3 separate regions of the Homo sapiens genome follow, and regions 1 and 2 are each linked to region 3. Evidence: chromatin contacts called from ENCODE Hi-C or POLR2A ChIA-PET data. All regions are on one chromosome and are shown on one strand. The core of a region is the stretch at or near the end of the contact, and the rest is flanking DNA. Distances in the headings are between cores, read along the strand shown. Region 1 holds the start of TRIM7 (tripartite motif containing 7). Region 2 holds the start of TRIM41 (tripartite motif containing 41). Region 3 holds the start of SQSTM1 (sequestosome 1).

Evidence for each region. A loop is a pair of places that touch in the nucleus more often than their neighbours do. ChIA-PET counts read pairs that join two places held with the same protein, here RNA polymerase II (POLR2A). Pooled maps may share reads with other maps.
Region 1: a pooled map shows a loop between it and region 3 (6-fold over the local background). The contact joins the promoter of TRIM7 here to the promoter of SQSTM1 in region 3. A Hi-C loop is called at or near these places in 7 of 50 pooled maps. POLR2A ChIA-PET finds 5 or more read pairs at or near these places in 3 of 52 experiments (GM10248, OCI-LY7 and endothelial cell of umbilical vein).
Region 2: a map of naive thymus-derived CD4-positive, alpha-beta T cell shows a loop between it and region 3 (19-fold over the local background). The contact joins the promoter of TRIM41 here to the promoter of SQSTM1 in region 3. A Hi-C loop is called at or near these places in 1 of 168 maps with a recorded cell type or tissue (naive thymus-derived CD4-positive, alpha-beta T cell), 1 of 37 single-sample maps with no recorded cell type and 8 of 50 pooled maps. POLR2A ChIA-PET finds 5 or more read pairs at or near these places in 1 of 52 experiments (H1).

Annotation. Positions count from the first base shown.
Region 1 is chr5:181,203,870-181,206,445 of GRCh38, reverse strand. It overlaps TRIM7 (tripartite motif containing 7), which reads left to right and starts at 1,250. Exons shown (of 7, transcript NM_203293.3): 1 at 1,250-1,857. The coding sequence starts at 1,336. RefSeq lists silencers at 972-1,291, 1,552-1,881, 1,922-1,991.
Region 2 is chr5:181,221,815-181,225,028 of GRCh38, reverse strand. TRIM41 (tripartite motif containing 41) reads right to left here and starts at 1,748. Exons shown (of 6, transcript NM_033549.5): 1 at 217-1,748. The coding sequence starts at 1,029. It overlaps TRK-CTT2-3 (tRNA-Lys (anticodon CTT) 2-3), which reads left to right and starts at 2,978; the gene lies at 2,978-3,050. TRV-CAC1-5 (tRNA-Val (anticodon CAC) 1-5) reads left to right here and starts at 2,562; the gene lies at 2,562-2,634. MIR4638 (microRNA 4638) reads left to right here and starts at 2,396; the gene lies at 2,396-2,463. RefSeq lists enhancers at 1-852, 1,520-1,749 and silencers at 1,000-1,209, 2,480-2,709, 2,960-3,169.
Region 3 is chr5:179,819,479-179,822,612 of GRCh38, reverse strand. It overlaps SQSTM1 (sequestosome 1), which reads right to left and starts at 1,708. Exons shown (of 8, transcript NM_003900.5): 1 at 1,472-1,708. The coding sequence starts at 1,676. RefSeq lists silencers at 1,094-1,273, 1,284-1,543, 1,654-1,903 and enhancers at 1,497-2,206, 2,814-2,973, 2,727-3,134.

The DNA of each region.
Region 1 (2,576 bases), core at 1-2,500, 1.4 Mb before region 3:
AGGCGATGGGCCTACTTTCCACCGTGAACTGCGGCTCCTCTTTTGAATTTCGAACCAAGTTTAATCCAAGAAAACCTTACTGAGCTTGCCAAGAACTGCTCTAAAAACAGGATTCAGCCGTGAACAAACCTAGTACAGTCCATCTGAAAGCTGACATTCCAGAGGAGATAGAGTGCGGGCACAGAGCCGGCCCTGAGAAGGGAGCGCGCTAAGAGACGACTTTACACAGTGTGCGCGTTCGGGGCGGGCTTCGTGGGCAGAGACGTTTGAAACAAGACCTGAATGAGGTGGGAGGGAGCATGCAGGTGGTGGGAGAAAAGAGGTCCACGCAAGGGGAACAGCCAGCGCAGAGGCCACGGGGTTCAGGAACAGCAAGAAGATCGGGGACACTGGGTCCTGGAAGGCCCTGAGAAGGGAAGTCGGGAAGGAGGGAGCATCCGGGGGCAGATGAGGTGAGGCGAGGTCTTCGCCTTTGGGTGAGAATTGCTGAAGTTCCCGGTGACATTGGCAAGGGCGGTTTCTGAGGAGGGTGCGGGCGAAAGCTTGATCCAAGTGGCCTCCAGAGTGAGCGAGGAGAGAGGGTGTGGAAGCGGATAACACAGGCAGCTCTGCTGCGGGGCTGTGGAGACAGCTGGGGGACAAGAGAGCGCTGAGGTTTGTGTGTGTGTGTGTGTGTGTGTGTGTGTGTGCGGTGGGGGGGGAATAATACTGAATACAATGGGAAATTATAAATGTGTTATCTGTTCAAATACTAAGTAAAGAGTAAAGAAGCCGGAGGACAGTCGCAGAAAAGGTAATGGAATGGATACAAGGCCACGCTTGCGCGTGAGGGGACAGGACCAGGTTCCAGTCTCTAAATTTAACTCAGCACAGGGCCGGGGCGAACCTGCGCTGGCGGAACCTGACACCGTGGCCCGAGCGCCAGGCCCTTGCCCCGGCGATGCTGGGTCGGCCTCGGTCGGAAACCGGGAGTGGCGCTGGCAGCATTTGTGCGCCCACCTGTCGCGGCCCGTTTCCCGCGGCTGACTGGGTCAGGCTGGGGCGGCCTGGAGAGTCTGAGGGACGGGGGCGAGGGGGAGAGGCCGCTGGCCAGGGCGGGGGCTGGTGGAGCGCAGATCCGGGGCGCAGGGCGCTGTCCCGCACTTGAATGGCCCGTAGTCAACGTGCGCCTCCCCTCCCGGCTCCCAGCCGGGCGCGCCCCGGGCTCGAGTCTCTGCCTGCCCAGTGGCAGCCCCGCCCTTCCTCTCCCAGTGGGCCCTCGGCGCCCAGCTCCGCGTCCTGTGAGGTCCAGTGGCCGCCCAGGCGCGACCAGATCTGGGTGCGCGGAGAGCGCGCATGGCGGCTGTGGGACCGCGGACCGGCCCCGGAACCGGCGCCGAGGCTCTAGCGCTGGCGGCAGAGCTGCAGGGCGAGGCGACGTGCTCCATCTGCCTAGAGCTCTTTCGTGAGCCGGTGTCCGTCGAGTGCGGCCACAGCTTCTGCCGCGCCTGCATAGGGCGCTGCTGGGAGCGCCCGGGCGCGGGGTCTGTTGGGGCCGCCACCCGCGCGCCCCCCTTCCCACTGCCCTGTCCGCAGTGCCGCGAGCCCGCGCGCCCCAGTCAGCTGCGGCCCAACCGGCAGCTGGCGGCAGTGGCCACGCTCCTGCGGCGCTTCAGCCTGCCCGCGGCTGCCCCGGGAGAGCACGGGTCTCAGGCGGCCGCGGCCCGGGCAGCGGCTGCCCGCTGCGGGCAGCATGGCGAACCCTTCAAGCTCTACTGCCAGGACGACGGACGCGCCATCTGCGTGGTGTGCGACCGCGCCCGCGAGCACCGCGAGCACGCCGTGCTGCCGCTGGACGAGGCGGTGCAGGAGGCCAAGGTGAGCGCAGCCCCCACCCACCCCGTGGGTCCCCGGGACCCCCTGACTTGGTCCCGCGCTCCCGCGCACGGGGTGCAGAGAACAGCCTGTCGATCAGGAGGCCCGGGTGAGCCCCTCCCTTCTTTCTCCATTCCAGGAAGCCCAGCGCTGGTTCCCGGGCTGAGCGCGGTTCTCTGTCACCCCCAACATCACCAATACCCCCACCCCACCCCCACTGCGTTTCCCTCTGGGCCAGATACTGGGCCGCCTGCGCGACGTCCCCCACGGACTTGGCGATGTTCTTCCTGTCTGTTCGGAGCCTCTAGCCTGGTCTGCGTCTCCGCAGCTCTCTGCCCGCGGGAAGTCTCCGGCACAGCCACGCAGCCGCTGCCCCCACTCTTATCTCTTTCCCCGAAGCGGGCTCTGCTCAAAGTCCCCACCTCGTGGAACTGAGTGAGAGGACCTCGCCAAGATGTCCAGGGAGGGGGCTCCCGGGTTAAGCCGCGCACCTAGAGCCGTCTGACTGTGCCAACGCTGTCGATTCTGGGGGCCCTTTCTTTGCTATTTTCTCGCTGAGCCTCAGCGAGGGTGTGTGCAGGGGTGAGGGCGGGGCGGGGAGGCTCGGGCGGCAGTCCCCAGTCTCTCCTTGCTGGCCCATCCTGCTCCAACTCTCCCAGCCACGGGGCTTCCTGGTGGGGGGGCGGAGAGTAGAGGAGACGACTAGGGGTAGGGCTGCCGGA
Region 2 (3,214 bases), core at 499-2,998, 1.4 Mb before region 3:
ATCCTTCCCTGGTCGTCTTCACTGCATCTGCTCTGTGTACAGAATCCTTCTCATTCTAATCCACCTTGGTGGCAGTAAGTGCTTAGATAAGCAAACTTGGCTCACCAATACCATGAGGTTCTTTGGTGGGTGAAGAGATGTTTCCTTTTCCCAGGTCCCCTTACTTCCTCTCCATCCCCCCACTAAACTCCCATCTTCTCTCTGTACTTCTCTCACCTTGTACTCCTGCACCACCTCCTCCAATGGCACCACGCTGTGCTGTTTGTGGCTCCTGGATTCTCGGCACACCACACAGATGGCCTCTTCGTCTACCTCGCAGAAGAGCTTCAGGGCTTCTTGGTGTTTGGGACAGATGCCCTGATCGGTCACGCGGCTCCCTCGACCAGGGGTTGGGTGCATCTGCCGAATCACCTGGACCATATTGGCCAGCTGCAGGTTGGGGCGGAAGCTCCGCCGAGGAAAGCTCTTTCGGCACTGAGGGCATGTGAAGCACCTCCGAGGGGCTGGAGGCGGGGGCAGTGGGGTGACGGGGTCTAGATCCTCTTCCTCAACCTCCTCCAGCACTTCCTCCTCGTCCTCCTCATCCTCCCCCCTCAGGTCCTCCTCCTCCATGTCCCCCAAGTAGTAGTCCAGGTCTTCCTCCTCGTCCTCCTCCTCCCACACATAGTCCATGTTGTCCCAGCTGGACCTGCTCATGCCACTGGTCCAGAACACACCCTCTTCTTCCTCCTCGACCTCCTCCTCCATGTCACCCTCGTAGTCTTCATCCCGCATGGGGGTGTCCCACCCCGCGCCAGCCCCCACAGCCTCCACTTCCTCCTCCTCTCCGTCCTCCTCCTCCTCCTCCCGATCTAACTCATCTCTGTCCTCCTCATCCTCCCCACCCCACAACTGGGTTACACAAACTCGGCAGAAGTTGTGCCCGCAGCCGATGGACACGGGGTCCGTGAAGTAATCGAGGCAGATGGCGCACACCGCCTCCTCCTGAAGGGTCTGCACAGGGTTGGGTGTCATGGCAACGGCAGCCATCTTAGTGTCCAGCCAGCCAGTGTAGAGGTTCGGTGGGGGGGCGAGGGGCGGGGGTCTTCCCTACCGACGCCCTGGCGACCCGGCTCCACCCCCAGCCCTGCCCCTCCACACCTCGCCCCAAGAGCAGCCAGAGAGATGTCCTGCCGACAACCCACCCCAACACAGTGTTCCCTACTCCCAAACGACAACCGTGTCTCTACGAGGGGAGGGGACAGTGCTGGGCGCCACCGCCAAGTCCCTCAGGTGGCTCTGAGTACAAGTCTGCCCCAATGCTCCCTTGGACTCCTCATAAACCCCCGCCCCTCCTCACTTCCTGGCCCCGCCCCTAGCTTCCGGCCTCCTTCCCAACACTTCCGGCGTCTACACACCACCTAAGCTCGCGACTTCCCTCCGCTGTCCTGCTACTCCCCCTTTTTCCCCGCGGGGCCCCAGGGCGACAGGAAATGGCGAGGAGACGCTCTAGTCCGCACTAGAGAACAGGGCGGGAGGGCTAGGACGGTGGAGGCCCGCGTCTCTGTGGTAAGAGGCCGCGGGGAACGCAGAAAGAACAGAGGAACCGCCTACCCCCATCCCCCGCCGCTGGGGAGAAACTTCGGGGGGTAGGGGGAGCGCCTGGCGGCCGTCTGCTTTCGGTGCTATCACCGCATCGGCCAGACGCCATCCTACCCTCCCGGCACAGCCGACTGCAGCCGGTACTCCCCACAGCCGATGCCGGAAGCGAGGGGGTGGGTCCGCGGCGCGCCCTGAAGTACTTCCGGCCCTTCTAGGCAGACGACTTCGTTGTGGAGGACTCAGAGGGTCGTCCGGGTCGGACCGGGGGCGGGGCCTGAGAAAGCGCTTCGCGGGTTAGGGCAGCAGACGCCCCACCCTTCCCCAACTGTAGTCGGCGTTTCGCATCCGAGGTAGAAACTGCCAACCGGACACTGTCTCATGGTTTAGATGAACTTCCCTAACTGCCCAGCAGTGAAGAAGTGGTGACGAATCATTACATCTACATTCTCACAGCATCTCTGCAAAAATAGATGCTTTGTGCGGTAGAAATAATACTTGATGCTTAAATAGCTCTTTAAATTTTATTTTTATAGAGATTTGATGTCGATACATAAATAAATAAATGTTGTTTGATGCGAGAAAAATGACGGGGCCATGATTTATGTACAGAATCTCCAGTGAGTGCCAGACACAGCGTGACGCCAGGGCTGGGCCTGCAGAACTTACCCTGCTCTCAAGGCGGCTCGCGGGAAAACTCCAGATGGACGTCGCGCTTCCTAGGGGGGTGGTCAGGCCTCTGAGTATGTCAGATCAAACGCGCCAAAAACCACGAACCCTCGTGGGTGAACTATGCTAGGCCATTACAGGACCTGCGGACTCGGCTGCGGTGGACAAGTCCGGCTCCAGAACCTGGACACCGCTCAGCCGGCCGCGGCAGGGGTCCCCGGGCCTGTCCTACAAGGGCGCTTGCCTAGAGCTATCCCGGCCGTCTCAGCCGTGTGTGTCTTCAGGACGATGCCGGCAGGAAAGTAGCCAAGGTGGTTTCCGTAGTGTAGTGGTTATCACGTTCGCCTCACACGCGAAAGGTCCCCGGTTCGAAACCGGGCGGAAACACGTTTTGGTCTGTTCGGGAGATTCTCTCCCGAGGCCGGCCTTACGTGGCAGGAAGGACATGTGTGTCCCTGCGCTTCGGAGGAACACGGACTGGGGCAAAACTGAAGGAGAGCACTACTCAAGTAAATTCAGGTCTCGCCCCTCACCTAATCTCTTGCTCTTCCCTTCTGAAGCCTATGCAGCCATCACATGTACAGGAATCCGTAGATTTCAGATCCTCGGCTCTAGTGCCTAGAACAGAGCCAGGCGCAGGCGCTTCTTAGTATTTGCACAGTGGAAACGTGCTTACACCTCTGAGGGTAACCTCCATCTTCAGAGACAAAGTTAGAATACAGACATGGCCGCCCGGCTAGCTCAGTCGGTAGAGCATGAGACTCTTAATCTCAGGGTCGTGGGTTCGAGCCCCACGTTGGGCGTAATTTCGCTTTTTGGAAAGGTTAAGGCAAGTTGTGTTACCTAAGTGCACAAATGGTATTCTCTGTACCAAGACCTAGTGGGTAGCAGATTCACCAACAGTGGGTGTTAGAACTTGGACTAACCTGGTGTTCTCCGATCCGTGTGTGGAAGGCCCCGAGCAGAA
Region 3 (3,134 bases), core at 459-2,958:
TCTTCAACTGTGGGAGATCCCTGCCTGTGACCTGCTCCTGAGGGGCCCAGCCCCACAAAGGCCTTAGACTTCTAGTGGCTTGGGAGTAAAGGAGAAGACAAGGGCATCTGCCTGCTTCCTTCCCTAACAAAGCTGAAAGACACGTATTTGTATGTAGTCTCCATTTGTGACAGATACATATGAGCTGAAATGGCTTTAAAGCACAGCTGTGCAGACCAAACCACGCCATCCACCGAGGGCACAGGTGAGGCACCCAAAGATGCAAACAACCCAAATGTCTGTCAACTAATGAACAGGTAAACAAAACATGGCCTGTCCACACAACAGAATATTATTCCTCCAAAAAAAACTAGTTCTGATATGTGCCACAACACTGAACACATTACACTAAGTGAAAGAAACCACTTGCAAGACTACATTGTCTGATTCTATTTACATGAAATGTCCAGGATTGCAAGATGAATAGATACAGAAAGGAGGTTGCTGGGGGCATGTGGATAAGAGGGTGATAAAAGGTATGTATGGCGTTTATAAGGTGATGAAAAGCTCTCACACTGAATATGGTCCACAAACCTATGAAAATAGTGAAAACCACTGACTTGTACACTAAATGGGTGAACCCTTATTTCAGTTACAGCTCAATAACATCACAATTTTTTTTTTTTTAAGAATAGGAGAGGGCCTGGTATGCTGGCAGCGCTCCAGAGGGAGGTCCTAGCACTGCACCCTCCCAGGGGCCGGCCTTGGCCACCTCCCGCCCTCCTGGCCACAACCACCTCCCTAACCCCACCCCCAGCAGCCACTGGTCACACCAGCGCAGCAGGAAACAGGGCTTCTGTGCCAACACCAACACTTCTGAAGAACGTTCTCGTCCACTTGCCAATGGGAAAACATCTGTACTCGACCTGGCTCGGAGCGTTCCGCCGGCGATCCGTGCCCTTCTCCCAGGCGCTGTCGCGGCGCTCGCGAGTCCCCCGCACCCCCGCGCTTGTTTACCCGCGTCACTCCCTCCCCTCGCCGGCGCTCGCCCGGCTCCTCCAGGGCATTATCTGAACCCACCACCTGGCGCAGCAAGGTGTCAGTGTAACCCGAGTGCCCGCCTGACCACCCAGTGCCCGCGGAGAGCCAGAGCGTTCGCCCCGGCGCGTCCTTGCCAAAATCCCCAACAGCGCGGGGGGTGGAGCGGGGCGTCTGACGCCCCCAGGCTCGAGCCCCCGGCCGGCAGGGCTCCACCGCCCCAGGGGGCCGACGCTGAGCAGCGGGTCCCGGCCTTGGTCACCACTCCAGTCACCAGGCCGGCTCCCATGGCCGAACTGGGGACCCATGCAGGCCACCGCCATCCAGGGAGCAGCCAGCGCAGACCCCCTCACGGCCCGCCAGGCGTCGCCGAGAAGGGAGGGGGCAGCCACCCCGCGGCAGGAGGCCGTGTCCGGCCTGCGTCACCGCCCCCGCCGCTCCCCGGCCCGCTCACCGCGGTAGTGCGCCTGGAAGCCGCCAGGCCGCAGCGCGGGGAACAGGGCGGCCACCCGGCTCAGCAGCCGCTCGCAGGGTCCCGGACCCGCCGCAGCCTCGGCTTCCGCCTCAGGCTCGGGGCTGCAGCAGAAGCTGAAGCGGCGAATCTCGCGCGCCGCGTCCTCCTTGCCCAGAAGGTAGGCCTTCACGGTGAGCGACGCCATAGCGAGCGGCGAGCTGGCGGAAAACGGGCCGTCCCGGTCGCAGCCGCCGCGCGGCTTTTGTAGCGAACGCGGAGGCCCCGCCCCGCCTCGAGAGGGGCGGAGTCTCTCGCGCCCTCCCCGCCCCCGCCACCGTCGTCGCGGCGCGAGAGCCGCCCTGCAGAGGCCCCTTCACTACTCTCCCCTTCCCCGCTACCCCTCGCTCCAGGTCTCCCGGCCCCCTCATTGCTGACCCCTCTCTTCATTGCCCCGGTGCACCAAGGACCCCAGGAAACCGGCCCTGGCACTCATACAGGCCTGGGCTCCAGCCTCTGCACCTGGGATCAGGGTACTGGCGGGGGTCCAGCCCCTCGCCCCTCCCAGGCTTGGGCCTGGCCATGACTCAGCAATATCCTCAGTTGGGGGTACCCAGTGCAGGGAGAGGGGGACACAGCCCCCATATCAGGAGGCTGCTAGGTCGCCCAGTGGGCACTGCTGGCCAGAACAAGCTGGCTCTCAGGTTGCTGTTCCGACCCTGCCATGGTCAGCCTGCCGCGGTGGCAGCCCTCTTACAGCGCATGGCATCCTCGGTGATGGGCAGCGCATAGCATACTCGGTGACGGACCCCGACTCTGGCCTGAGCACCAGAGAAGTTCCCAGTTTAGTAGGAGTGGAGTTGAGAGGTGCTGGAGGACCAGCTAAGGTCTCCTGAGTGTCAGTGGTCGCCAAGTGTTCACTGTGGTCCAAGTGACTCCTTATGGGCTCCTCAATTCAGCAGGTAATGCCCATGGCCCTGTGGGGGCTCAGGCCCGTTGGCCTTGTGGGCAGCCAAGGGGGTCAGCCAACAGCCTCCTCAGCTAGGAAGGAAGAAACACTGCTTTATGCCACCAGAGTAACCTGTCCGCCAGAACTGGGGCAAGGAGAGGGGCAGGACGAGTGGTCACCCTCTGGAGCCTCCCAGGCAAGGTCCTGTGAGTAGGAGGTCAGAACCTGCTGGGTCCAACTCATGCCATTTCAGCCCAGGGCTTGCAGGAGCTGGAGAAACCTCCCAGGGGAGGAAACCCAGAGGGAGGCAAGAGTGGCTGGATGGGGCCAGTCAGGTGCGAAGGTGATGTGTGGGTGTGCGCACAGCAGGGGCTGGTCCACAGGTGTGAATGATCCTTCCCGGAGGGCTCCGAAGTGGGCAAGGCTTCCACCCTGCCCAGAGCAGCCCTGTGGAGAGGGTTCAGGCCTCTCCCTGCATCCGGCGGTGGAGAGTGGAAAATGCCCCAGGGCCTGCTGGAGCCACTGCCTTGCAGACAGGGGCAGGGGACACAGAGGGGCGTGCTGGCAGAGGCTGTGGCCTACAGACAGGTGCTGGCCAAGCGTGACTCAGCAGCCCAGGCGCCTGAGAGCCACGTGGCCCCCGCCGAGGGCCGGCTTTCCTGCCCCAGCCCCCGGCTATGGCCCGGTCTGAGCAGGGTGAGGGACACAAGGAAGGCC